Regions from separate parts of the Mus musculus genome. Here all the other regions are linked to region 3. Evidence: chromatin loops called from intact Hi-C (ENCODE). Cell type or tissue: left cerebral cortex. All regions are shown on one strand.

The links. Peaks named below come from ENCODE experiments on the same cell type or tissue, not always from the same donor. Only the 100,000 strongest peaks of a DNase experiment are listed, where the experiment ranks them.
Region 1: a loop joins it to region 3, with 3 times the contacts of the local background. A loop is called at or near these places in 6 of 42 quality-filtered maps.
Region 2: it touches region 3 in a loop (5-fold over the local background); 23 of 42 quality-filtered maps call a loop at or near these places.

The regions. Positions count from the first base shown.
Region 1 is chr19:11,935,831-11,943,830 of GRCm38, reverse strand. It overlaps Patl1 (protein associated with topoisomerase II homolog 1 (yeast)), which reads right to left. Exons shown (of 19, transcript NM_172635.3): 15 at 6,452-6,611; 16 at 3,992-4,147; 17 at 1,111-1,202; 18 at 857-1,006; 19 at 1-500. The coding sequence ends at 479. Among named protein-coding and RNA genes, the nearest start is that of Gm22272, 6.2 kb to the right of the region's middle. In left cerebral cortex, CTCF peaks have their summits at 5,901 (motif pointing right) and 6,639 (motif pointing left); a DNase peak (open chromatin) is centred at 4,169.
Region 2 is chr19:11,907,524-11,915,523 of GRCm38, reverse strand. Patl1 (protein associated with topoisomerase II homolog 1 (yeast)) reads right to left here and starts at 3,125. Exons shown (of 19, transcript NM_172635.3): 1 at 2,947-3,125; 2 at 1,065-1,176. The coding sequence starts at 2,961. Gm31092 (a long non-coding RNA gene) reads left to right here and starts at 3,117. Exons shown (of 2, transcript XR_386559.3): 1 at 3,117-3,428. In left cerebral cortex, no CTCF peak of the experiment used is centred here; DNase peaks (open chromatin) are centred at 2,618, 3,244, 3,752 and 4,680; H3K4me3 peaks cover 2,692 bases; H3K27ac peaks cover 1,482 bases.
Region 3 is chr19:11,774,221-11,782,220 of GRCm38, reverse strand. It overlaps Mrpl16 (mitochondrial ribosomal protein L16), which reads right to left. Exons shown (of 4, transcript NM_025606.3): 4 at 7,265-8,000. The coding sequence ends at 7,588. It overlaps Stx3 (syntaxin 3), which reads left to right. Exons shown (of 11, transcript NM_152220.2): 10 at 541-654; 11 at 3,048-4,736. The coding sequence ends at 624. Among named protein-coding and RNA genes, the nearest start is that of Mrpl16, 7.8 kb to the right of the region's middle. In left cerebral cortex, a CTCF peak has its summit at 4,771 (motif pointing left); a DNase peak (open chromatin) is centred at 4,788.

The DNA of each region.
Region 1 (8,000 bases), 160 kb before region 3:
ATACGAATGTTTGTGTAGGGTGTTTATATATTTACCTATATCTTGACTTCTACTTAATTTTGACTCTCCTATAATCATATTAATAAGGGGAGATGAAAAAAAGACTTCAAAGCGGGAAGGAGTCCTTTGGTATACTACAACCTACTTTGAATTGTAATAGTGGTGATGGGATAAAGGGACGTTTGTTGTGTCTCTAGGGCAAAGAAAATGCAAAATTGAGAAGAATTGAGTAAAAGTAGGACATGCAAAAGTGTAACGCAGAAGGTAAAAGAAACCAGCAGAAGTACCACCCAGCAGAAGTATCAGAGCAGCGGGAATACCTGGCATTCAGAGCTAACTTCTGAAAACAGGAATGGATCCCACAAGACTTTGCTTTGGGTCATAAGCTACCTCCCCTCCCTCATTAAAAACACTCCATTGGTGATGGCAGCAGTGCAGGTGGCAGCCAACAGGAGGTACAGGATACTCTGGAGATCTTTTACCGTATCCCCTGAACCAGCCTAAGGATATGAAGAGAAAGACGACTTGTTTGTATGAGTAAGTTAAAACAGGATCAATCTTTTGCATTCAAGTTATGGTCTTTACAAGAATTCTCATAATACAAGACCTTAGATGCCTCTCAGCTTGTGTTGTTTTCTGAGGTATTGTCACACACAATACAGTGATCTGTTTTAGCGCGTGCGCACACGCGCGCCACACATACACACACACACACACACACACACACACACACACACACACACACACACACACACACACTCTATGGATGTCTCAATCTCTTACTCTCATTCCACTTCATCCTCCCCATGGTGTGATGTCTGAGATACCAAGGTAGTGAAATGTGTTCACAACTTACTGCAGTTTTGTTTCCAGCAAGTTCAGTTTCTGCCGGTCAACATAGCGAGAAAAAAGGGACACTAGATTTGTAGGGATAGAGATTGGTTTGGCCAGGGCAGCTTGGGGGATCCGTAGAAGTTCTCGGGTTGCCATGAACATCACCTCTGTCCTATGAGAGAAAACCCAAAACAGTATGAGAAGTAGAAGGGAAAGAGAAGGAGAGCAAAGATAATTTTAAATATTTAAAATAGGAGATAAGCTATCAATACTGACCACTGGTTATTTTGCGTTGATTCTATAGCAGGATCTGAACTCTGTAGGTCTTCTCCACGGCTTAGTAGGATTAGGAGCAGTGACAAGCCAAACTATAACAGAAATCAGATGGAATTAAACTTAACAATAGGGCTGGTGAGATGGCTCAGTGGGTAAGAGCACCCGACTGCTCTTCCAAAGGTCCAGAGTTCAAATCCCAGCAACCACATGGTGGCTCACAACCATCTGCAACAAGATCTGACTCCCTCTTCTGGAGTGTCTGAAGACAGCTACAGTGTACTTACATGTAATAAATAAATCTTTAAAAAAAAAAAAACAAAAAAAAAAACAAAAAAAAAACTTAACAATATATCTAAAAGGCTGGAGAAATGGATCAGGAATTAAGAGCACATGTTCTTGAAGAGGATCAAAGTTCAGTTCCCAGAAGCCACATAATAGTTCACAACCAGCTGCTGGCATTCACAGGATGCACACGCAGCAAACAAACAGATCCACTCATACACATAAAACAAATCTAAAAGCAACAACAGCAAAACTCAAAATACAGTGCACCTAAGCCTCTTCCACATCAGCTGATAGGACCATGGCACTGAATGGGACGGCCTCTATACCAAAGTCTTTGTGTAGCCAGGCGGAGAGGTCAGGCAAGCCTGGAATTAAAGTTGTCTTTCCTCTAAATTTTAGTTTCTCACATAGCAAATGACAAGCATAGAAAGCCACTTCTGTATACCCTATCCTGTTGTGAAAATATTTTCCATACCAGTCACTGATAATCTAATGATTTTGTCTTTCTCTTTTTTAAAAGAATCAAAAGAGATTAAGAAGAAAAGTCAAAGTTCATGGAAAATTAGAAGAAAGAAAATTAAGTAAAGTTATTTTATAAATAAGAAAAGGCATTAAGAGCTACATGGGACCCTGGAGATATAGCTCAGTTGGTGGCATTCTTTTCTAGCATGCACAAGGTTTGATTCCCAGCACCATATAAACCTATAATCCCAGCATTCAGGAGAATTAAAAGTTCAATGTCACCCTTGGCTACACTACACAGGAGGTTAGGGGCCAGCCTGGAATACACAACAATGGCTCAAAAGCAAAACAAAACAAATCAACAAAAATATAGAGAAATATACAAAGGGGAAAAAATCAAAGCTGAAAGGAAATTAAAAAAAAAATTATACTCCGGAGGCTAGGAAAATAGCTCTGCTGGTAAAGTACCTGCATGCAAGAGTGAGGACCTGAGCTTCAATCCCAAGAAATCACAGAAAGCTGAGGATGGTAGTGTGTGCCTGTGATTCGGCCTCTGGGAACTGGAGCCTGTCAAATCACTAACGCACATGGCAGCCTGTCTAGCCACAACAGTGAGCTTCAAGTTTAGTCAGAGAACTTATCTCAAAAAGCAAAGATGGGGAATAATCAAGGAAAGAGCCCTGATGCCACCCTCTGACTATATAGCCTCTATGTGCACATCATTCCAAAGTGTGCATGTATGCACAGAGTATTTTCTTATCTGAAATCTACAAACTTACAAAGGCTATTAATAGAAGCCTAAAAATCAGCAACATGAACTCTGAAAGGGCATGGAATGAAAATGCCACAGCACTAGGTTAAATGTGATGCTGGCAGTACTCTCTCTGGAATTTCATTCTACTTTGCTGTGTTTGTATTACAAAGGATAATCTTTCTTTTCCACAAAATTTCCCTGCATTATATATGTAAGCAAATTTTCACCAGAGTCAGGATATTGTATGACTTCTTGGTTTTCTACTGCTCTTATCAAAATTAAAACAGAGATTAAATAACAGGAAGAGCACAACTGGTCACTGTATGTCCTGAGGGATACTGGTATCCTCTACTGCCTCAGATACTTTGTTATTGTTGGTAGGTCAAAGGAGAAAGGGGTGCTGAGACTTGACCCCCATTGTATACCATGGCTCTAAACAAGTACCTACTACATAGCAGGCACCATCTAAATACTATGACAACTATGCAAAGTCTTCATCACTACTTGCACAACACAGATCAGAAAACCAGCTGAGAGGCTGGAGAGAGAGATGGCTCAGTGGTTTAGAGCACTGACTAGTCTTCCAGAGGACCCGAGTTCAATTGCCAGCACCCACATGGCGGCTCACAACTGTCTATACCTCCAAAATATGACACCCTCACACAGACATGCATACAGACAAAACACCAATGCAAACAAAATAAATTATTAAAAGTAAAATAGAAAGAAAACCAGCTGAGCATCCTATCATCAGGCTGTAATAGGGCACGCTAGGACTGAAACTTGCCTGTTTAGAAACCATGATCCTCTTACTAGGTTTCCTCTAAGAGGTTTTTGTTTGTTTTGTTTTGTACTGAATCTGGGTATGTACACTAGGCTGGCCTTAAACTTACAGAGATTTATATGCCAGCCTTCCTCCTGAGTGCTGAGATTAAATACAAGTGCACCAAGTTTTGTCTTAGTCTTTACATCTTTAACATGACATTAGCTGAAAGGTGCATGTCAGGCATGCCATGTCCTGGCCACTGCTACTCAGGAGAAGCTTGTTAGAATTTCTGGGAAATGTCCTAATAAAACAGGATAGACACCTAATCTACACCTTAATCATCCACACCCAGCTATGTTCCTCACGCCAAGCCAGTTTTAACTTTCACAACAGTTTTGAAGCAAGAATCTTCTGAGAACGGGAATCTACTGCTAAATATGACAGGAATAACTGTAGAAGACTTAATACTCGACGCTACAAATTTCACCAGAAACTAATTTTTCCAAACCACTGTTTGTGTTCTAGCCTTTGCTAGAGTGATGGATATGAAGTTCTTGAACGGAAGAAAGCTACAGTAGTGGTAAGTTTCCAAGGACAGAGACTGACAGGCGCACCTTGTTCTGGAGCACAGCAGTGAGGTGAGAGTTGGAGGGCGCTGGTGCACTTGCACTCTGAGGTAGGTTCATTAGCTGTTGCAGAAGGCTGGTGACAGTCACTGAAGGAAGATGATAGAGGAGGAGAGAGAAGGGACTCAGTAAGCATGGCAGCACCTACAAAACAGAAACAAGAGCGTTACACCCTGCAAACCATTCCTCACTCACCTCCCACCAGTGGGTGTGGCCAGCAGGCTGCTTGCCATATACAAAATCAGTCTATCGCTGTGTGCAAGGACGTTTGGTTGTCATGGAAAAGAAGGATAAATATTTGATTCTTTCTGGTTCAGTTTTGGGATGAGTTACTGACCTAGCACTCACTGCACATGATTGATGTTTTTGTTATCAGTATGAACTCATTAAATAAAATCTAACTCAGCCTACTGCTGTCATTTTTCTTTCTGATGTTAAATGTGTAACTTCTGGCAAATAGGAGTCCCCTCAAATTGGTTTGTACATCCCTAGTAACCTAGTAGTTCTCTTGCCTCTGTTGTAAGACCAGGATTATCTGTACTCCCATGAGAAAGCCTGGAACCAGCTATTACTTAAAGAAAATGGATTCTAGAAACATCGTTTATTACTTTTTAATTCACATAAGTTAAAAACTCAGCACATGCATGTACACATAAATATTTATACACACACAGGAGAGGGAGGAAGAGAATGAACTACAAACATATTTTTAGACTGGTATCAAACTTACAGCAATCTTCCTGTCTTAGTCCCCATAGTGCGGGGAAATCAGGCATGAGTTACCACACAACTTTTCTACAGAGTTAACTAAGCGTCTTCACTAGCAAGTTAGCCCCATGAAGATCTTTTTGTACTCCTAGCTTTAGTTCTATGATGTAAAATGGTGCCTGGATTGTAGTATTCAGTGAGTATCCACCAAATGACTGAGGTTCTCCCACACTTGCTTCCATTACTGGGTTCCCATGAGATCATAACTGACAAAGTGCCCACTGCGCCACTGACTTCCTTTGGCATTTATGCTCTAAAATAGGTGTACCTTTTTATTCTGGTCTTTTATTCTTTAGGATAAATCTCAAATCTTTTTTTTTTTTTTTTTTTTTTTTAAAGATTTATTTATTGATTATATGTAAGTACACTGTAGCTGTCTTCAGACACTCCAGAAGAGGGAGTCAGATCTTGTTACGGATGGTTGTGAGCCACCATGTGGTTGCTGGGATTTGAACTCCTGACCTTCGGAAGAGCAGTCGGGTGCTCTTACCCACTGAGCCATCTCACCAGCCCCCAAATCTCAAATCTTTAAATTTTTCCTACACTCCATTTTTCATTCTTGGAGTCTCTTAAAAATGTACTAGTTTGAAGGCTGGAGAGATGGTTCAACTATTTAGAGTGCTTGTTGCTTTTACAGAGGACCCCAAATCCAATTCCCAGCACCCACATGGAGGTTCACAAGCCTTAACTCCAATTGTAGGGATCTAATGCCCTGTTCTGACCTCCATGGACACTAACCGTGCACACAGTGCACATACACACAGGGAAGCAAACTACTCATAAGTAAAACTAAAAAAACTAATATATTTTAAAAAGTGTGTATGTTGCATTCTTCTGATGAGATTTAAACCTTTCATTCCTTTCTGTAAATACTAAAATCTCAAAGGCTACAGTAGTAATGTCTACCTCTTTCATGTTTTGAAGTACATAGGCATGTACTCAGGTGATTATTTCTAAATTTTTAATCAACTACAATTAATTTCCTCACAGATAACTCATTCTGAATCCTATATGTACTAATACTAATTATTCTTTTTTTTAAAAAAAAAAGATTTATTTATTTATTATATGTAAGTACACTGTAGCTGTCTTCAGACACTCCAGAAGAGGGCGTCAGATCTCTTTACGGATGGTTTTGAGCCACCATGTGGTTGCTGGGAATTGAACTCAGGACCTTTGGAAGAGCAGTCAGTGCTCTTACCAGCTGAGCCATCTCACCAGTCCACTAATTATTCTTTTACCAGTTTCTTGTCTTGAACTTGAAAAAGTACAAGAAATTTAGCTAATCTTCCAAGAGCTGTTACAAGGATAAACAGAGATCTTTTAATCAAGAATTATCAGCTGGTCACTGGTGGCACATGCCTTTAATCTTGGCACTTGGGAGGCAGAGGCAGGGGAATTTTTGAGTTCGAGGCCAGCCTGGTCAACAGAGTGAGTTCCAGGACCGCTAGGGCTACACAGAGAGACCCTGTCTCGAAACCCTCCCCCTGCCACCCCCCCCCCCAAAAAAAAGATTTACCCTGTGGGACACCATTCAACTAAACCTCCAGGCTAATGTGAAGTTACTGACAACAGAGCAAAGAGGGATATTTGACATATTTGACATCCACAAAAGTATAACCAAGAGCCAAAGTTTTCCAACTTGAGAACTATAAGGAAATTGCCCTACATGGTGGGTACCTCATCTTGGGCATCCTTCTTGATAAGGAAAGGGAGGTTCCTGGCAGTTGCCATGAGAATGTCAGCTGCTTGCTCTGTGGAGAGGAAAGGGAGAATGCGGGCAACCATTCTCTTCCCTTTTCGGATACACATGATCTGTACAAAGTGGTCATCACTTGGCCTGCAAAAAGAATGCCATCTAGTGTCAATAAAGGCAATACAGAAAACCCACATTTTTAAAAATTATGCAACACTCATCTTTATGATCATTTTGTACTACCAAAGTGGAAGATGACTTTCTAATTCCAACCAATTTTTACTTTTTACAATAAAAAGTAGAAAGTTTTACAAATATGGGAAATCATTGCCCATATTATATATAAAAGTGTGATCAAATTTGATTTAAGTAAAAATTAAATATTTTTCAGGGTTAACCTGTAAGTGTTATTAGGGCACATAGAATTTACATAGCTTTGTAATTTACTTTTTGCCCCCACAGAATGGGAATTGAGTCCAGAGCCTCCTGTATGCTAGACAAGTATTCTATTGTGAGCACTTCAACCTCTTCAATACTTTTCCATGTCAATATTCTTCAACTAAATGCATTTAATGGTTACATTACATGTCTATATAGGGATAAATCACATTTATCAGACCGAAACTACAAAGGTTGTGTTGAAAAGAAGTCTATTCTATGTTTGTGTAAGTTGTGGCTCAGGAGACCTTGAGTAAAGAGAAAGGAGCCATTAGCAGACGTAGCCTTCTTACATTTAGTATCTGGGATTTATCAAACATCACAATTAGGTTTGCTTCAGACAATGAGCAGGAGAAAGACGACACAGAAAGAGTTAACACTTCTGTCAGGAGCCATAATGGGACGAGCTAATAACTAGCAGGTGATCATCCTGCAGCTGCCTCGGATTATTATATAATCTGCGACAGGTGAGCCGTCATTAAGCAAGGCTGTGAGGGACTCATTTTAGGAAAGATTCCTGCTATTAATATGCTTTTCCTGTCATTATTAAACATACATAACAATCACTAAGTAGGAGCACACCCCTTTGGAGCAGATCTCTGCATGAAGATGTACCATCTAGTAGTGATGTTATATAGACAAATAGATGACTTAAGACTTAGTGATGATCCTATAAGAATTCCTAAAATTATATCTGTGATTATTAAGCTCTTTTATTAATGGGACTGCTATTAGGTCATTTTCTAATAATCAAAGCTGCAATGAGAACTCTGTGCCAATCTCCCAAGTGTCACCAGTTAATTGCTTTTAGATGGTAACCAGACTTTCTCCTACTCAGAGCACATTCCAAGAGGTTGTAAAACAAGTAACCAAAGGTCTACACCTTTAATACCAGCGTTTGGAAGGCAACCGGATCTCTGTGAAACTAAAGATAGGCAGGGACACACAATGTGACTCTCTCAAAACAAAAACAACAAAACCCAAGATAGATGCTAAGCTTATGAATAGTTGGACAGAGTATATCATAATCCCAAGTATGTGGAGTTTTGTTTGGCAATGGAGGGAATCTCCCATCTCCTCTAAAAGCACAATAAT
Region 2 (8,000 bases), 130 kb before region 3:
TACCTTAGTCTACTTTCTCTGAACTTGTTCTAAGTACTTTTACTAATTTATGAGAACATTTTATCACCCAAATTCTTTGCATAGTGTTTCCACTGTGCTGAAAACACTTCTGAGACAGTAGAAATTATTATTCAATATACTAGTGATAGCCTAGGAGCTTCCTCCCACTTTTAAGGGTGTGTGTGAGACAGGAACTCAGAGCTCTGCCTGCTTCTGCCTCCCAGATGCTGGGATTAAAGGTGGGTACCACTATTGCCTAGCTTTTCCTCCCCTTTTTTGGGACACAGGTTTTTCCATGTAGTCTAGGCTAGCCTAGAACTCAAGTTCTTCCTCCATCTGATTGTGGTAAAGTGAATTTTAAAATGTCTTACATACTACGTCAGAATTTTCGATATATCCACTAGTTTTCGTTTTCCTTGAACTCTCTACAAACACATCCTTTATCCAGGATTACTTTCAACCTCATTTAAATGTCTACTTCCAATTATTTAAATTCCTTATATTGGCAACCTATAGCTACAGAGAATTGAGAATACCTGCTATTATAGGTGAAGCAAAGAGGCCCTGGTGAGCAGTACAGAAGATGAACTGCTATTATTTAGTGAAGACTGTATTATATAAACAAAACTGGGTCAGGAAGAACACTCAGCTCACCTGAGTAAATAAAAATCAATTTATGTACAAATCTGACAAATAAAATCAATTTATGTACAAATCTGACAACCTCAGTCTAACCCCCAGAACACAGCTGGATGAATTGGTCAACATCTGTAATCCGAATATTCTACTTTGGGACAGAAGATGGAGCACAGGAATGACCCAGATCTCTGGGTCACCTAGCCTTACATATGTAGCTCTGTGGAAGAAACAGGAGGGATCCTGGCTCAACAAGGGAGAATGTGAGCTCCAACTCTTGAGGCCTTCCTTTGGCCTTCACAAGACAGCCATGGAACACGCTTACCCACCCCCGCACACATGCATACACAGAAAACTCACATTACAGGTGGACCTAATACCAAAGTCGTGATGAGATCAACAAAGACAGTATAAAATATGTCACTTACCAACTGCACCTGACCCAAAGGTATCATCATTAAATTGATCAATTTCTTCATCTTCTTCTCCCAGGCCTTGAAATGCATCTTCATCTTCATCTAGAGGACAATCCTCCAAAGACTACAAAAGAAAAAAAAAGGATGATTAATTTCTCAAGACATTTATATAGTCATTTAAAGTTGGGCCTTTTTAATGATACAAAATTCCTTTATATCACTGTTTGAAATAGTGGTAATTATAAATGAATACTTTATCATCCTGAGTTTCATGTAACTTTTTCAACAAAATTCCATATTACTCATTACATCCCTGTCGTTTTCCCAATGCTTTTAAGTCTGTCCATTTTTCTTCCTCTTTCCTGTAGGACTAAACTCTAGCCAGAAAACAGAACACCATCTTTTTTAGCTGCAATTTAAGTTAAGCGTTAAAAAACAATCACAACTTCTTTCTACACTTACAAAGTTGTCTATGTGATAATGCTAGGTCCCCTGGAACTGTAGTTACAAGCTGTGAGCTGCCATGTGGGTGCTGGGAACTGAACCAGGGGTTTGTGGAAGAGCAGCCATCTCTCCAGCTCCCAGACACCTCTATGTCTCAGACTCTGTACTAGGTATTATACCTCTGTGCCTTAAACTGTAATTCTGAGCCAAACACAACTTTGAAAGAAATCTGTGTGAGGATTAAACACAGCAAAGATTTTAGAAAGCTGAACAAAAACTAGAATCCCCATCACATCTTGGGTATGCTCTAATTTATTTTGTTTTAGTTACTATTTCTCTAGGTACAGTCTGGCTTAGAACTCCTGATTCTCTTGCCGCAGTCTCCAGGGAGTAAAAATCACTAGACAAGCTTGGTATATCCTAATTTCAATCACTTATCCCAATACAGATTTATTCAGTTTACTAAGTTTTCTTTGCTTCTGGCAACTTCTATTCACAGTATCTCATCATCTCTCCTCATGTTTACAAAAAGTGAGTTGAGTCACAAGTGTAAGCTCAAGCTTTCTACTGTTTCCAATGTTTAAAGATTCCAAATTGGAATTCCACACTCTAGGGGAACAGCTTGTGATATAACTTACCTGGGAACTTTTAGGGGCCGTTTCTACCCAATCTTCCTCCCCCTAAAGAGCCAGCCCTGCAACTGCCTCCACACCAGAAGCAACTTCTAGCAACTCTCTATGAAATGGCAATCATCTACTGGACCAAATCAGGATGACTCGGTAAGGATTTCCCTAGCTCAGTCCTTAAACTACAAATCCGGAGTCTGTTTGGCCCCAAGAGTAGGAGTTGCTCAAGGTCACACAGCAGTAAGAGACGGTCAGCAAACAGCTCCGTTCTCCAAACAACGTCGCCAAACCCACACTTTTTCTCCCTTCTCCTAGAAGGAACTTCTGCGGGACACGCCCCCCTCCCCACTCCCAGCCTTCTTTCCAAGCCGACTGAAGTCTCAGCCCGAGGACCAGTCCCTGCCCCTCCACCTGACGGCAGCCCGCGTGCACAGGGCTGTGTGTAATCCGGGTGAAGGGGTTCCGGGGGCAGGGCGGGAAACGCTTCCGTGGGCATTCCCCGGGGATTCTGCCTCAGGAAAAACCACCGGGTAGGAGCCATGCAGGTCTCCAAGGCAGCTCCGCGAGCAGAGGCGCAAGCCAAGGGTCAGGTTACCGCACTTAACGGGCTCTCCCCGCCGCAAACCAGCGGCCGGCTCTCGCCAGTCCCGCCCCTCCGCGGTGCGCTGCGGGCCGCACCCGAGCCTCGCGGCCGAAGCGGGGTTCCCAGCCGCCCGCGCCCTGCCCCCTCCTCAGCCGCACAAGACCCGCGCGACGGGCGAGCAGAGGAAAAAAAAAGGGGCGCGCGGGCGAGGGAGGGGTCACTTCCGGTCGCAGCCACTCACCTCGTAGCGGAACATTCTTGGGGAGGGGGGAAGGGAGCGGGGAGGGGAGTGGGGGGAGGGAGGGAAAAGAAGCGCCGACTCCCCGGGCTGCTCCGCGCGCGCGGGTCTCCCACCGGCTCGCGACCCCTGGCCGCCGCCGTACGCCGGAGCGTGCGTGGGGACGTGCGCAGGCGCGCCTCGGGCTGGGCGGGCGCCCCGGCGGCGGCAGCTGCGCGGGGACAGATTTGGCGTTTGGCTTCCTAGTGTGAGCGGCGGGAAAGAGATCCCTAGGCGAGACACTGCGCACGCGCGGGCCGTCGGAGAGGGATGACCCAGAGAGCCCCGGCTTGCGGCTCCTCCTCCGTTTTCCTAACTGCACAGTTGCGCAGTGCTTTTGAGTCACGAGGTTCCCGTCACTGATTGGGCGGAGAAAAGCCTTGTGAATGTCACAGGATGCGACCCCCGAAGCGTCTCAGCAGAGAACATCGGGGATTTATTCTTGGGTGATTTCATTTAACGTCCAGTGTCCTCCTCGGGGTGCCTTGACTTGGTCTGTGAGGGGGGACTAGTATGGCAAGTCAGTATTCTTGGAAAGGGACAGGTCGCTGGCTGAATCAGTCGGGAGGCCAAGGCTGTGATTGATAGAGGCCAAAGTGTTGACAGCGTTTGGTTTTAGGAAAAAGACGAAGGCACATTTAACAAGGATTATCTAAGGTGATATTTTTAGATGCCAGGCCCTTCACCCCGTTGGAAAGCGGGAGAGCCCTAACGGGCCGCGCAGCCTTGGGGCTGGGGTCACCGCAGCAAGGTCGGTGAGCTTGGGCGCTGTGGACAGCCATTTCCGCTGAGGATGAAGCCCAGCGGAGTTTGTTCAGCTTCCGCCTCAGCACCCTGGTTCTAGAAGTCTGCTGCTTTGGTGCTTTATTGCCTGTAGCGAGACCGTTTGAGAGGGTGTCTTATTTTTTATTTTATTTTTGAGCCAGGGTTTCTCTGTGTAGCCTTGGCTGTCTTGTTATTCACTCTGTAGACTAGGCTGTCCTCGCAGAGATCCGCCTGCCTCTGCCTCACGAGTGTCACTCAGGCGGTTGTCTCACCTGGGAATGAATGGTGAACTTTAATTCCTTAACACGTTACTGTTAGCGTGACTGGATTAATCAACTAGTTTACTATAAGCATTGGATTTGAAAATAGAAGTTCTGGATTGGGAAACGTGTTTTTTCACTGCTGCGTGAAACTGGGCATGTCTTTCTAAACATCTGACCCTTCAGGTTTTCTTTCGTAAAATGGGTAAAATTATATCTACCTCACTAAGTAGTAATCGAATAGTTACATTCTCTGCTCTCTAGATAAGGAACCTGGAGGTTAGAGAGAAGTAGATAGCCTTAAGCTGCCCACCGGAAACTGTTGCAAAGTTGGCAGCTAAGATATCTGAATCCCCAAATCTGATCACTTAAGAGCAAATAGAATTGACTCTTGAAGAGAAGGCAAGGTAAGCTAATAAGTAATTTTCAAGAGTTATGAAACAAACTTTCATTTGTGAGGTAACAGGTTTTCACAATTACCCAAGTACTGAGAGGCTATGTAGACCAAGAGCTAGCAAACTCTGGACATAACTTCTTTTTTTAAGCCTGCCACCCCTCATTTACAAAACGTCTTTTGTTGGCTTGCTACTATTAGTTTTGTGCTGTGACCAAAATATCTGAGTAGACAGTTTAAATGGGGAAATGTTAATTTGGATTCAGGTTTCTGAGGGTGCAATTTGTGCTTGGTGCTAGCAAGTTTTGGAGTGGGAGTGTGTGGCAAGGGCCATTTGTTTCTTGTAGAAGAAGAAAAAACCTGAGCTATAGAAGAGGTTTAAGATTCAGTTTCCCACAGGGTCCCCAGTGAAGGTGCTAGAGAAAGAGCCTAAGGAGATGAAAGGGTTTGCAGCTCCATAGGAGGAACAACAATATGAACAACAGTATGAACTAACCAGTATCCCCAGAGCTCCCAGGGACTAAATCACCAACCACAGAGCACACATGGTGGGATTCGTGGCTCTAGCTGCATATGTAGCAGAGGATGGCCTAGCCGCTCATCAATGAGAGGAGAGGCCCTTGGTCCTGTGAAGGCTCTAAGCCCCAGTATAGGGGAATTCCAGGGCCAGGAAGCAGGGTGGGTTGGTGACCAGGGGGAGGTGGGGAGGGACTAGGGAGTTTTCCGAGGGAAATCAGGAAAGGGGACACCATTTGAAATGTAAATAAAGTAAATATCTAATTAAAAAAAAAAAGATTAAGCTTCCAAGGGGCACACACCAGCTGCCACTTCCTCTGACCTTCCAGGACTTCCCAGGAATGGCATCACAATTCCAAACCCTCATAGTTTGAATCACTCATTATAATCACGACACTCTCTTCATTAGATTACAGTGCTCATGATCTAATTTTCTCTGACAAAATCTTCAGACACACCCTCAAGTATGTGGACTACTCATCTTAGTAGTTGCTTTATCCACTCAGGATGACACGAGTCGCCATCACGTGCTATAAAAGGTCTGCGAGGTTATAAAGGAGACATTTTTGCCCTTGAAGCATGAAAATATTTAGTCAGATCTTACTTATTTTTTTATTTTTAGTTTCTTGATACAGTCTCTCTCTATATACCATAGCCCTTTCTATCCTGAAACTCACCATGTAGACTTTAGACTCACAGAGATCTGCCTGTCTTTGCCTCCCAAGGACTGGGATTAAAGGTGTGTGCCACCATGTCCAATTTAGTCTACACATTTAAAGAGTGAATTTGGTGATGCCAAATCTTGTTTTCTGGTCATTTAGAAATAAATAGTAAACAAATAGAAAAAAATTATGTTCAGAAACCCAATCTGTGAAGTAATCAAGAAAACAATGGAAAGTAGAACGTATTTAAAACTTCATGATAAACATACTGATGCATCCGAGTTGAGCATGTGGTGGCTCTTGCCTATAACCTCAGTACTTTGGGAGGTGAGGGCAGAACCAGGAATTTAAGGTCATCTTTAATTGCTGGGCCACATGAACTGCCTTCCCAACCCCCAAAATCTAAAAATAAAACCCAAAAACCTAAAAACAAAACCTACCAGTTTTAGGGTACAGCTAAAGTACAAAGTAGGAAATTCTCTACAAGAAAGTCTAATTTCCTACGAGAAAGTAGGAAATTTTGTGTATTAGGAGTCTCAGGAGCAGTGGTTCTCAACCTGGGGTGATGATCCCTTTGGGGATCCCTTCACATCTCAGAGATTTATGTTATGATCCACAACAACAGCAAAATTACAGTTATGAATAGCAATGAAAATTTAGTGCTTAGGGTTCACGTCAACATGAGGATCTGTCTTAAAGGTGGAAGCATTAAGAAGGTTGAAAACCACTGCTTCAATAGAGTTTTTGTTAATAGAGGGCTTCATAGATTGGCTTACACAGTTCATTCCTGTAGTACACCAATAGCTGACTCACTGGGAAGCCCAAGATTTTAGTAGCTGTTCAGTCCACAAGGGCAGGTGTCTCAGTCCCAGTCTGGCCCTGTCACCCTGGAGGATTCTTGGAGAGATGATGGTCTTCAGCCTATGTTGGAAGCATGAAGAAACTGGTTCTAATATCAACAAAGGAATGTACTTTTCCACAAGAGTAAAAGCACCTGGCAAAATGCAGTTTCATCTTTATCTCCTTTTTTTGAAGTCTACCCATGGATGGGTCTTCAGCACTTCATATAATCTGACCACAAAAATCCCTCACAGCAGGGCCCAGCATTTTAGCTGGCTTTGAGATCCAGTGACATTCACACCCGGAATTTAATTGTCATTACTAAATGTAAGTGAATTATACATTGAAAGAAAGTACATGGAGAGATATAATGGGGGACAGAAATTAAAGACATAGCTGGATGGTGATGGAAAAAAACCTTTGCTCAGGAGGCAGAGGCAGGCAGATCACTGTTAGAAGCCAGTCTGATCTACAGAGCAAGTTCCAGGACAGCCAGAACTACACAGTGAAACTCAGTCTGGAAAAAACCAAAACATTAAAGACATAGAAAAAAATGTTTCAAATAAGATTTTTGTTGAGCATGGTGACGCATGCATTTAATCCCAGCATGTGGGAGGCAGAGAGGTGAATCTCTGAGTTAGAGGCCAACCTGGTCTACAGAGCAAGTTCCCGGCCATCCAGGGATACACAGACCTTGTCTCAATAAGAGCTGAGAAGGGGCCAGGTATGGTGGTGGCACATTGATAGTTACAGCACTCAGTCCAAGATAGAGGTAGGAGCATCAAGAGTCAAAGAATACTTTATTGAAAGTATCAACAGAAAGTCATCTGGCCTACGTGAGAGAGACCCTGTCTTAAAAAAATAAAAAATCAAAGCTGAGAAAGGTATCAGATATCACCATACTGTTAGAGGCTTCCAGACCTTAGCACAACTAATGACATAAAGGAAATGCCATTAGTGCTATAAAACCCAGCATGTATCCAGGCAGCAGTAGCTGCTAAAACAAGAACAAAGACCTAATCCATTGAAGTCCATCAAAGTTTCATAGGCTGGCAAAATATATAAATATAATGACCTTGCTTTTTGGCTCCTGTAGTTCTGCTTCTGGCCAGTTGACTTGTCAACCCAAGGTGTCAGTTTTTTTTTTGTGCTTAAAAGCTCACCTTGAGAAAGGCTTAGGACTATACTGAGTTGCTGAACATCCATCGAAGGCCAGCTAATAAAGTCTTTCTATTGACTTAACCAACCATATTCAAGTAGCCCTTTCTGGTGGATACCTCACAACAATGTCAACCTTCTTTGGATTTATGTTTTCTCCAGTTTTAAAAGGTATTCTCACTTTATACATTTACTATTCATTTTTAAAAACTTGCAAAACAGGTGGATATGGTGACACTTAACCTTTAATTTTACTACTCAGGAGGCTGAGGCAGGTGGATCTTTGTGAGTTTGAGACCAGCTCTACATAATGAGTCCCAGGCCAGCCAAAGCTACATAGTAAGTCCCTGTCTCGAAAACAATATTAGATATTGGAGAGATGGCTCAGCACTTAAATACACTGGCAGCTCTTCCAGGGACTTG
Region 3 (8,000 bases):
ACCTCTGCCTTGTTTTATTCTTTGTTTCTCTTGGTCTCTGAGATTTTCATTCTTTACTTCATTCTCTTCTGCACCTAGCACGCTTGTGCAATTATTGAGGGAGTTCGCAAATTGTTTTCATCTGAATCTATGATGAACTGCATTTTGGACACCTATTCAGTATATGTAGTCTAAGGTATATAACTGGGTTTTTAAGAGGACAGATGAATACATGTTGGTAATCAGAACTGTGTTACAAACATTTTATGGATTGGTGAGGTGCTGCTGGAGACCTCATGATACTGATTGCCCTGAGTTCACATATGCAAGCATGTGAACTGAGAGCTGTAGGTTCTCCACACTTCCATTTGCTGGCACTGCTAGGCAAGACGAAATTTAAGAAATGTAAAATATCCATGAGAACATTTTTTATAGAGAGATGTATGGGTTGAGATGGTTTTCATTGTAAGAGATAAGAAAGGCTACCTTTTAGATGAGTTACTATTGCCTTTTTTTTTTTGTAATAATGATTTTATTTTTATTTCTTATTCCTTTCTCCAGAAATTGATAATTATCATTGTGGTAGTAGTTGTGTTGCTGGGCATTTTAGCGTTGATTATTGGACTGTCCGTTGGGCTGAAATAAGAGTGGCCTAAGGGGCTGCTGCACTGAAATGTAAGTAGACCAAGGGTTCTGGATTGGCTTCTCCTGAGGAATTAGTCTGGGATTTCATAACTCTACTCTTTTCTAATGACTGTCACAATGGGCTTTAAAACTGTTGGTTGCCTTAATTCTTTAATTTCCTTAAAATTCCATTCTTGGGTTCTGGCTGCAGGATACGGGTCAGGTCTTCTGGGTTTTTTGGAGCCTGATTGTTCGTTCGTTCGTTCCTTCCTTCCTTCCTTCCTTCCTTCCTTTCTTTCTTTCTTTCTTTCTTTCTTTCTTTCTTTCTTTCTTTCTTTCTTTCTTTCTTTCTTTCTTTCTTTTTTTGGGCTTTTCAAGACAGAGTTTCTCTGTGTAGCCCTGGCTGTCCTGGAACTCACTCTGTAGACCAGGCTAGCCTTGAACTCAGAAATCTGCCTGCCTCTGCCTCCCAAGTGCTGGGATTAAAGGCATGCGCCACCACGCCCAGCTCTGATTGCTTATTTCTACTGTCTTGTCACTTAGAACATTTAGCACCTCATTCCGACTGTCTGTACCCAGGAAGCATGGGTAGATAGATGGTGGATGTAATCTGGGAGCCGTCTGCTAGATTCTTAGTGGCCTTCATGGATGCTGGGTTTAGTGTTCCTTGTCCTTTTTCAATAAAACTGAAGCTTCATGCTGCAGCCTCAGGCTTTAAGAGTTATGTTTGTAGCTGAATGTCAGCTCTTGAATGAGGTACTTGGTAACATTTTAAAGTGTTGAGTCATAGCAGAGAGACTGATAAACACCTTATATATGTAACAGAATCCTCACAGCATTCTTATGGGACAGGTAGTATTATTTTAGAAAAAAACTTAAATCTTAGAGAAGGGTCAAATTCACACAGCTAACAGTGGACTTAGGAGAGTGCTTTACTACATCTTCATTTCTTTTTGTAAAGTGTTTATTATTGTCTACAAAGTCCAGTGAACTCTAGGCTGTCAACTAAAATTTATTAAGATATAGCTGGCCAGTAAATTAGGCTTAATAAGGGTGAGCATCATAAAAATGATCTAGTCATCCTTGGGACTTAAGAACCTTCTTGTTTTTTGTTTTTTTTTGTTTTCTGGATAAAATCGAGTGTTATTTTTAAAAGCGTTTAAGATATAGACAAGTGAAAGTTACCTTGTAATATTATTTTTCTTAACATGTGGCGGGTTCACACACTTAGTTTTGCATAGTTCAGACTACATTAATTATATAGTGCTTTTATCTAGTTAGAAAATCATAAGATCATTGTTTATCACTAAAATCCTGTTGAACGCTAATTCTGAACGTGAGGGCATTAGCATTTCCTCAGGGTTGGAGTTTCTATTATTTTGCTTTTATTGAGTGCAGTGAAAATGTTCTTTTCTCTTATAAATTCAGAAACTAGATTATTGAAGTAACAGGCATGAACCTCTTTTTTATATTATTTTGCTATCATTGAGTATGGTGAGATTTTTCTTTTCTTTTATTATAAATTCAGAAAGTAGATTACTGAAGTAACAGGCCTGAGCCTCTCTGAAAGTCGATGCAGACTTCCATGTTGACACTGGGGCTGATCTTTCATTTCACTTCAGCTGTACCCCAGTGTGTCACTGCATTGTCCCCTGTCCATGTGGCTGGAGATCTGGAAGTCAGATTATTAAATCTTAAGTGGAAGATAACAGTGATAAGGCAATCAAGCTCTCTGGGTCTTTTGATTCCCTTCTTTTTCTCTTGCTGTTATTCTAGTCTTTGATGACTTACTTCTGTCTCTTAAAGTTTCAGTTTTGTGCTCAGTCCTGACTATCTCAATGAAAAGTATGGTATAATAATAATAATGATGATAAAGATGTATTAGTTGTTATCTTTCCATATCCTCAGATGAAAGATGCTTTGCAAATTCATGGTGCTTCTCAGCCCTTGTTCCGAATGTCAAGAATTCAGGATGTAAAAGACTCATTTTTGAAGAGGCTAACAATATCATTTTTAGTTGACTAACCAGATCATGTAACATTAAGTTGTGACTTATGGCACATTGTTCAATATTCCCTAGTAAAAGCAAGGTTGATCGGCACCTAGGAGTAAAATTAGTTATGAAATAGCAGTGAAAATAACTTTATGGTTGGGGGTCACCATAACATGAGGAACTGTATTAAAGGGTCAAAGCATCAAGAAGGCTGAGAAACACTTACCTAGAGGTTTTATTAGTTCTACCACAATAGCAGCATTCTTTTATTTCACATGTCCAGCCCTGGGTTTGTCTCTGGGCTATTTCAATTAGTGTTGACTGCTGCATGCTCTTTTTCATAGGCATTTCTGATCTTTGATCTCCACATTTGGGGTTTGTGGCTAATTCCCCTTGTTCCTTAACATTGTTCTGAATACTGATCAGCTTCCCCTCTCCCCACCTTTCTTAGAACCAGCTTTCACTCCAGCTTGGCCTGACCACTCTTGTCTCCAGACGGGAACAGAGTTTGAAAGGCCTCCCTGAGAATGAGGGGGTACCTGTTACTTTATTTCCTTATAACCATCCTTGGACCTGGCTCAGCAAACAATCTACCCCCAGAAGAATCTAACCTACCTGATGCAGTCCTGAGTTCTCATCAAAACCACCTCCCATCCTAGCAGCTGAAGTACCCTCTTCTGGACTCTGTGAAGCAACCCTGTGTGTTGGTGTGTAGGTTATGCTTTGTGCCTTGGACAATCCCCGTGAGACAAGCCAAGGCACTGTATTTCTACCTCATGGAGTATTCTCCTGGAATATACTTTGTAGGGGAATAACTAACAAAGTAGAGGAATTCTAAGTTTAGTAGTAAATGTGGCTTGGAACAGAGTCCCTAGCTGGCAGGATGCCAATCCTTAGTTTGTTGTTTGCTGTCCTGAAAACATGAAAGACTAATAGATGCCATTTTGGTCTTACAAGTTGGCTTATTTGAAATTTACCTTTTAATTAAGCTCTAACTTCATTGTGGGTCACATTGGTTTTTCTCTATATTCACTCTTGTTTATTTAGAGAGACCAGGGTGACAGGTCTTCTGAAGCTACCATTGGCAAAGAGTAAGGTTATAGAATTTGCTGGCTAGTCACTGTTAGATAATTGCTCTTTGTGAAGACATTACTTTGAGGCCAACCAGAACCAGGGATTTAAAACTGGTCCAGGGACAAGGTGCTACAGTCTCAGGCTCTGGAAATGTCAGTCATTTGTGTGTTCCAGGTGTACTTTTGTAATTATGTATGTGAGAGATATGTACATAATTGTCTGCCTCTCAGGAAGTAGGAAAACTAGAAGATACTATGACCTCAAAAAAAAAAAAAAAAAAAAAGACAAAGGTAAGCAGCAGCTAAAATCAGCTAGGGAATATATGCTTACCTCAAGTGAATCACTGTAGAAATGTGATTTTTTCCCCCCTTGCCATCAAGCTTGTTTTCTGGATGGCTGCTGATATGGGAATCAAATGAGACCTTTGGAGTAAGGACTAAATTGGTTCCCATCGAAGTTTTCTGCATAGCAGATAGTGTGTAATATTTACCTCCATCTGTTGCTTACAAGAGGGTTGTCCAGAGAACCTCTCACACCCGTCTGATGTTATTTACACTATCCATGTGATGTTTCTGTCTGGCGGAAGAATTGGGAGGCTCTAGAGCAGTTCTTCCTGCTTTCTTTTGTCTCCTGTAATTCTTATCATGGAGGCAATAGCCTGGAAATCGTTAGTGATAAGCCTCAGACCTTTGGTGGTCCCTGCCAGTATCCCGGATTTTGGGTATATAACCCCCCAATTTAATGTTTCTATGGGATAGATGAGTAGTAATCTAGTCTAGGCACTGCCTATGAGCTTTCTTTGTAAAGGTACCTCCTCAGTCACCCAGCATTCAAGATGGAGCCTCAGGGATGCCTTCCTCCCTTTGGCTGTGATGTCTGGCAGGACTGACTCCGGCTAGGAGGGGAAACAACCCTTAGTGCAGGCCTTTTCTCTCCTCCTTCAGGCCAGCTGAAAGTTTGAAATGCCACATATGAAGGGCTTTTGTTGTTTGTAATTTTTTAAATGTAAACTTGATTATTTTATTGCTAATTTAAAAATAAATGACTTTATACTGATTGTAAAACAGCTCTGGGGCCATCTCTCTGCAATGTTTTGGTGATTTGGCGCCACCATGTGGTAACTTTTGGTGCCGCAGAAGCTCTAGAAATATCTGTTAGAATGCTATTCAGAAGGCAGAGAGGACACTCACATCATGGTCTGATTCTAAGTGTCTAACCTGGAAACATTCTCTACACAAGCCAGATCCATCCGTTTTCCTTCTGCATTCCCTGTCCCTTCTGTCCCTCCACGTCTGGCCCCATCTGTCTCCTTTTTGTCAAAGTGTGTATCTGCACAGTGATGTCGATTCTCATGTATTTCTCTCTCCTTGTGATGAGCAGAAGAAGATCATGATCATGATCTGCTGTATTATCCTTGCCATCATCTTGGCTTCTACCATTGGGGGCATATTTGCCTGAAAAAGGTAAGCTTTCTGGGGAGGGCCAGCTCTGCTGTCACTTACTTGACACACTTGTATTCTGGGTGCTCTGGGTGTCAGCAGGATGCACAATAAGGAGGGGGTGAGGGCTGGGTATAGGAATAGCTGAATTTTGGAGAAAACCAAGGAAAAGGGATGTTTTGGAGAGAAGTAGGTGGAGAACTATTGGGAGTAGGTGGTTAGTGAGGCAAGGTCGCAGTCTGCCTCGTGACGGAGCCTGGCAGTATCATGTTTCTCAACAGTGAGGGATGGCCATCCCTGTTGTAAAATCTTGAGCCCTTGTACCTGGAAATGGTAATAGAATTAATTTTTGCATCGGACTTGCCTTAAAATCCCCTGCTCCCAAGGTTAGTACAAGCTAGTACAGTTTTGAGAGTAGTTTCACACCCCTGCAGAGAAGAGGTGGTATCCTGGCCATGAACACCGTGCTGTGTAAAATATGATTTTTCTTTCCATTTTCTCTTACTTCGTTCTGCTTTTACAGATGGGATCTCAACGGGCATCTGCAATCTTCCACCTCTGTGGTGCCATCATGTCTCCCCTCAGTCTTCCTCAGCTATGTCTCTTTTCACTAGGAAACTCACAACACAGGGCACCAATCAACTGTTTATTAAATGAACAAATTAATGAAAATGTAGAATTGAAAGAGATAGGGATGAAGGAACAGGGAGCACGGCAATATACAGTTGGTTTAGATGGCCCTTAAAGGTCTGGCCTGCATGGTAGAGAGACATAACGAACGGGTCCCTGTTTAGAGCACAACACACACACAGCCTGAAGGCCAGGATGGTGGTGAAGAGGCAGGCATTACAACATGCCCAACTCAACAGGGTCATACTGAACTCAGTGAGGCTGTCTCTCAGATCATGGTACTCCCTACTTTTACTCTAATGGCTCTTCTAGGTCGCATTCTTAACCAACCACATGTCTGCTTCCTCTTTCAGGGTCCAAGAATAGTTTTTAATTCATAGATTGTTTAAGGATAGGCACTATGCCTATCTCGAATACTACCATGTCCCTTCTCTTAGCACACAGTGCCTGCCACTTTCAGATGTCTGCTTACTTATAGTCAAGCTTTGATTTCATTCATGGATGAGTCTTTGAGCTTGGCTTTTAACTCTTTAAGGTACCATTGGGAACATGATTTTTTATTAATCAGAGGCACATAGAAAAATATGGCAACACCCCTATTACCATACCATACCTGTCACAGTGTTCTGTTTTGAGGGATGGTGCTTATGTAGAAGCTGGCTTTGTATTGATGGTATAAATTTCTATTAGTACTCTCATTTGTCAGAGATGATAGTTGGTCTCAGGATGGAGGTTCATTCAATAAATTCATTCCTCCAACAAAAGAAAGAAGTTTATACTATGACCCAGCTCCCAAACAAGCACACCATGTTATCTGGAACAATGGAAGGAAGCCAAGGGGATAAAGTGGGACGAGGCTGCTGCTTCAGCCTCACCATGTCTGTGGTAGAATAGGCTGCAGGTCAGTGAAATGTGCAAGAAACTGGTCCAAACACATTTCTAACTCAAGTGTCACTGTGTTCCACTTTAAAAATAATTTACTTTGAGACTATTACATTTTACATTCATTAAAAATAAATGAAAATCTGCGTCTAACTTTTGAAAGTAAGTGTTAACTTACTTGAATGCTGGTTCCCCCAGAAAAACTGATTACTCTTGTTACGGACAAATGAAGCTGGCACCATGAAGTTTTGGATCACATGGGACCCTCAATTATCCAGCAGTGTGTGTGTGCTCTACATACACTAGCTCCTAAAGGGACAGAGAGCCAAGATGCCCCTCCTTAGCTAGCTTCAGATCTAGGAAGGGTTTCAACTTTTGTTAAAGTTCTTTTGCTAAATTCCTTGTCATATTCCATGTTTTCCCTTCTGAGACTGACAGAAGATGGGCAGCTGGGCATTAATAAATATCTGTTGAACCCACTAGTTGTTGGGTACTAGTTGTACTGTTGTTTTTATCCTTGAATTACTCCAAAAAATACATTTGTAATAAGCAAAATGTCCTAGACTAGGTAGTGTACATATTACATTTCCAGAGCTGAGAACATGCAAAGACACATTTCAGGTCCGGAGATAAGCCAGGTTTTTTTTTTTTTTTTGAGACAGGATCTTGCTTGTAGATGTGACTGGCCTTGAACACAAATGAGATCCACCCATCTTTGCCTCCTGAGTGCTGGGACAGCTGGCTATCAAACTGTCCTTAATCCTGTAAGCAACTGAAACTGACCAAAGAGAAGTTGTACCCTGAGGTTACATTCAAACTTTAATTAGAATCAACCAGGTGACACAGTTTTTCAGAAGTCACTCACTCATGTGCTTAGTTAGGATCCAAGAACCAGCAAAGACCCTCAGGACAGTAAAGGCGCAGATTGTCGCTCAGGAGGCTGCGCACATGTTCCTCGCGCTTTCACTACACACGCTTGGGCATGTAGAATTTGCCCCAGTATCGCCCTTTCTGCGTCAAGTCATATGGGCTCAGGAATTTCCGTATGCCAAACATGTTGGCAGTGGCTATGTGCTCAAAGGTCCAGGGGTTTTGGTTGTTAAGTTCTCTCTCTCTTTGATTTTGGTGCATCCTCTCTAGAGTCTTACGGCTCACAGCCTTTGCCGGAAAGGGTAACTTGTGAGCAACTTGGTTCAGGATACCTTTTACCTCTTCAAATTCACACCGTCCACCCATCTCTACTACTAGGCAGCCAGTCTTCACAGGTGTCACATAGTGATCGATGGCACCTTTACCTCCCCCCATGCGCTGCCCAACACCTTTGCGAGTGATGGGCTTGAAAGGGGCTGGCACTCGCCAGATGGCAAACATGTTCTTGG